2 separate regions of the Homo sapiens genome follow, and region 1 is linked to region 2. Evidence: chromatin loops called from intact Hi-C (ENCODE). Cell type or tissue: psoas muscle. All regions are shown on one strand.

The links. Peaks named below come from ENCODE experiments on the same cell type or tissue, not always from the same donor. Only the 100,000 strongest peaks of a DNase experiment are listed, where the experiment ranks them.
Region 1: a loop joins it to region 2, with 2.3 times the contacts of the local background. A loop is called at or near these places in 10 of 110 quality-filtered maps.

The regions. Positions count from the first base shown.
Region 1 is chr1:167,941,546-167,944,045 of GRCh38, forward strand. The region is part of intron 1 of DCAF6 (DDB1 and CUL4 associated factor 6); the gene reads left to right. Among named protein-coding and RNA genes, the nearest start is that of MPC2, 5.7 kb to the left of the region's middle. In psoas muscle, no CTCF peak of the experiment used is centred here; no DNase peak of the experiment used is centred here; H3K4me3 peaks cover 697 bases; H3K27ac peaks cover 926 bases.
Region 2 is chr1:167,996,076-167,998,575 of GRCh38, forward strand. The region is part of intron 7 of DCAF6 (DDB1 and CUL4 associated factor 6); the gene reads left to right. Among named protein-coding and RNA genes, the nearest start is that of MIR1255B2, 1.3 kb to the right of the region's middle. RefSeq lists an enhancer at 325-384. In psoas muscle, no CTCF peak of the experiment used is centred here; no DNase peak of the experiment used is centred here.

The DNA of each region.
Region 1 (2,500 bases), 55 kb before region 2:
CTTACTAGATGGGATGCATTCTGTTTTTTTTCATATTGTTACAACTGTTGGTGTTGAACTGGTAGAGTACGCACTAATGAGTCTCAGCTTGAGGTTTGGAAAATTGTTCTAGATGGTGTGTAGTTCTTGTAATTTAATGTTGCTTCAGGTTTAAGGTGGGCAGGCTTCCCCAAGTACTTGAAGGAGATTAAAAAAATTTTTTTTTAAACACTGCTGATGGCTCCACAGGGAAAATGTAAATAGTGAAACTTCATGTACATCTTGGACAAAATAACTAGGGTCGAACACTTTTAAATAGATATCTATTGTGGGATTGCTGACTTGTATGGTAAGTATGTTTAACTTTATAAAAAACTTCCAGACTGTCTTCCAAAGTAATTCTACCATACTGCATTCCCACCAGCAGTATATGAGAGTTCCAATTGCTCCACATTCTCATCAGCATTTGGTGTAGTGAGTCTTCCTAATTGTAGCCTTCATGGTAGGCGTGTAGAAATATATCATTGTTTTAATTTGCATTTCTCTTTTTTTGTTTTTGAGACGGAGTTTCGCTCTTGTCGCCCAGGCTGGAGTGCAATGGCATGATCTTGGCTTACCGCAACCTCTGCCTGCTGGGTTCAAGAGATTCTCCTGCCTCAGCCTGCCAAGTAGCTGGGATATGGGCATGCGCCACCATGCCCAGCTAATGTTGTATTTTTAGTAGACATGGGGTTTTGCCATGTTGGTCAGGCTGGTCTCGAACTCCTGACCTCAGGTGATTGACCTGCTTCGGCCTCCCAAAGTGCTGGGATTACAAGCATGAGCCGCTGCGCCTGGCCTTTAATTTGCATTTCTCTAGTGGTTAATGATGTTGAGTATCTTTTGTGGCTTTTGTTTTTGTCATCCATATAGTCTGGTTAAATGTTCAGGTTTACCTTTTTAATATTGTAAGAATTCTATAATTCTTTATATAACAGTCCTTAATCAGATATGTACTTTACAAATATTTTCTGTCAGTTTATGTCTTTTTCTTAACAGGTTCTTTTATAGTTCATACTTTTTATGTCCTATCTAAGAATCTTTACCTAATCCAAGGTAACAAAGATTTTTACTTTTTTTTTCCTGGAGATTTTATCTTTTTACCTCTTACATTTAGGTCTGTGAACAATTTCGAGTTAAGTTTTACATATGTTGTAAGAGTCAAGTTTCATTTCTTTGCATATTAATGTGCAATTGATCTAACAGTGTGTGGAAAGACTACTTTTTTCCCTTTGTTGAAAATCAATTGACCATAAATGTTTAAGTCAATTTCCTAGCCACATTCCATTGATCTAGCTTCATGTCTTTATACCGAGGATTGAAATCAGCTAGTGTGATACTTTAAACTTGGTCTTTTTTTTGAGACAGAGTCTTGCTCTGTCACCCAGGCTGGAGTGCAGTGGCTCGATCTTGGCTCACTACAAGCTCCGCCTCCTGGGTTCACACCATTCTCCTGCCTCAGCCTCCCGAGTAGCTGGGACTACAGGCACCCGCCACCACGCCCGGCTAATTTTTTTGTATTTTTTTAGTAGAGATGGGGTTTCACCGCGTTAGCCAGGATGGTCTCGATCTCCTGACCTTGTGATCTGCCCGCCTTGGCCTACCAAAGTGCTGGGATTACAGGCGTGAGCCACCGCGCCTGGCCGAAATTTGGTCTTTTTTAAAAAAATTTATAGTTATCCTGGCTATTCTGAACCCTTTCTATTTCCATAAAAATTTTAGAACTAGCTTGTCAATTTCTACAAAAAGACTTGGGATTTTGTGTTGAATCTATATATTATTTCAGGGAGAACTGACATGTTTACAATATGAATCTTCTCATCTGTGGTTCTGGTTTGTCTCCGTGTATTAAGCATTCTTTGATTCTCTCAGCAGTGATTTGTATTTTTTGGTGTTAGGTTTATCCTTAAATATTTCATATTTGTAATGCTATTTTAGATGATATTTTTATTTATTTTTACTTTTTATTTGTACAAATTTATGGGTACATATGCAGTTTTGTTACATGCATAGATTATGCTGCAGTCAAGTGAGGGCTTTTAAGGTATCCATCACCTGAATAACGTTCTTTGTCCTCATTAACGAATTTCTCATCATCCTCCCACCTCCTCATTCTTCCACTCCATTATGTATCATTCCACTCTGCATCTGTGTGAACACGTTTGTTTAGAACACACTTATGAGTCAGAACATCATACTTGTCTTTGTGTGCCTGGTTTGTTTAACCTAAGATAATGACCTCTAGTTCCATCCACGTTGCTGTATATGTCATGATTTCATTCATTTTTTTTTTGAGATGGAGTCTCACTCTGTCGCCCAGGCTGTAGTGCAGTGGTGAGATCTCGGCTTACTGCAAGTTCCGCCTCCGAGGTTCACGCCATTCTCCTGCCTCAGCCTCCCAAGTAGTTGGGACTACAGGTGCCCGCCACCACACCTGACTAACTTTTTTTTTGTATTTTCAGTAGAGACAGGGTTTCACAGT
Region 2 (2,500 bases):
GTAAAAGTTTGTTGTATGATTTTGTCTTATGTTTCCATAATATTTTTGTATTTTCTCAATTTGTGGAGGCCTTTCTATTTCCTTACCGCCTCTAATAATTTCTTTCATTTTTTTCCCCCTTCTTTCTTTGGTTCATTCTTTTGTCTTAATTTTTTTTGTACTTTCTGTTTTCCCTTATTTTTCTATCCTTTTTTCTTTTTATCATCTCTCTTTTCTTCTTTTTGACAGTTTACCACCTGCCCTACCCCATTATTGGGCTTCTTTGTTGAATTCATTCTTTCATTTTCTTCTGGTCCCCATAGCTTGTGCCTAAAAATATACTCCAGATCTGACTACTGCTTACCACCACCCTTGCTGCATTACCACCCTGATCCGAGCTATCAGCATCTCTGGCATGACCTATCCCCCTTTGTAGTTGATTTTGCTAGCTTTCTAACCAGTCTTCCTGCTTTCACTTCCTACAGCCCTATAGCTATACAGCATTCAAAGTGATCCTTAGAAACATAAGTTAAATCATGCCGCTCTTCTCATCAACATTCTAAGTGGCTCCCTGTCGGACCTAAAGCAAAACTGAAGTCCTTATGGTGGCTTCAAGATCTTATATTATCTGGTCCTAATTATTACTTCTACTGTTTTCTTCTTTACTGTGCTCTAACCACATCTACTTGCTTAGTAACTCAGGCCAAGCATGACTCTATTTTAGGATTTTGCATTTACTCTGCCTGAAATGCTCTTCCCTGGATACCTGGATTTTTTCTTCCCTGTGTATTTCAGGTCTTTGCTTATGTAACCTTCTTGGTGAAGCCCTACTTCACCATCCTATTTAAAATCACGGCCTTTAACTGATACTACCTATCCCCTTTTCTACTTTATTTCTCTCCATAACAGTAACTTTCTATGTATATTTTGCTTTTTCATTTCATGTGTTGTTTGCTCCATCGGGCTGTAAATTCTGTGACATTGGGGATTTTTTGTGTGTTTTGTCCATTGTTGTTTTCCAATACCTGTAATAGTACCTGACATATAAAAGGTGCTCAAAAAATATTTGGTGAATGAAACGCCATTTTCAGTATTCTTGCCTAGGTTATTTCACATACTCAGAAAGTCAAATTTGAGATTGTTTTTAATTTGAAGATTTTATTCTATAAATAATTGCTGAGGTTGTAAAACCAGTTCTTTGGCTATGTAATATAAAAATTCCTCTCTGTTGAAACCATGAAGCAAGATTCTATTATATTGTTTTAAGAATAGTTCGTATGAAGGATGAAGCCCTCTCCTTTTGGGAGTGATTAGTTGTTTGAGAATTTGCACAGCTGCCACATTAAGCTTTGTTCTGGTTATTCCCTGTCACACACTTACGTCTTCCTGTGTAGATTTTACTATTCTCAGTTGCCTTTAGCCATACTTACACATAATATGGAATTTATGGGGATTTTTTTTTCTGTCTCCTTTGCTCAGGATGCAAAGATTTTTTTCTATTCATGTTACTAGGTATGGTTTCCAGAAGAAATCAGAAAATTCACTGTTAAGTGTCACCAAGTTTTTATCAAAACCTGTTTAATTTTCAGGAAAAAAAAATCAATGAATGCTGTTTTTAAAAAATAAATAAAAATAAAAAGAGTGACCCACAGGATGGGAGAAAATGTTTTGCAGATCATGTGTCTGGTTACAGTTTAGTATCCAGAATGTATAAGGAACACTTACAGTGCAACAATAAAAAGACAAATATCCAAACTTAAAAATAGGTAAAGGATTTGAATATATAATACTTTTTTTTCCCCAGAGAAGACATATAATAGAAATGGCAATAAGTACATAAGGAGATACTCAACGTTATTAGTCCTCAGGGAAATGCAGATCACAACCACAGTGAGATATCACTTCATACCCACTAGGATGACTAAAATAAAAAAGACAGACAATAACAAGTTTTGACAAACATGTAGAGAAATTGGAACCCTCAAAAAATTAGAGTTATTATATGAGCCATACTTCTCCTCCCAGATATACAGGCTTCTCTTGGAGATATTGCAGGTTTGGTTCTAGACCATTGCAATAAAGTAAATATTGCATTAAAGCAAGTCACACAGATCTTTTGGTTTCCCAGTGCATGTAAAAGTTATGTTTATACTGTACCATAGTCTGTTAAGTGTGCAATAGCATTATATCTTAAAAACCAATGTATATACCTTAATTTAAAAATACTTCATTGCTAAAAAGTGCTAACAATCATCTGAACCTCAGTAAGTTGTATTCTTTTTGCTGGTGGAGGGGCTTACCTTAATGTTGATCACTGCTGACTGATCAGAGTGGTGGTTGCTGAAGGTTGGGGCTGTGACAGTTTCTTGAAATAAGACATCAGTGAAGTTTCTGCATCGATAGACTCTTCCTTTCATAAAAGATGTATTTGTAGCTTGTAACGGTGTTTGATAGCTTCTTACACACAATAGAACTTTTCTCCAAATTGGAGTCAGTCCTTTCAAACCCTGCTGCTGCTTTA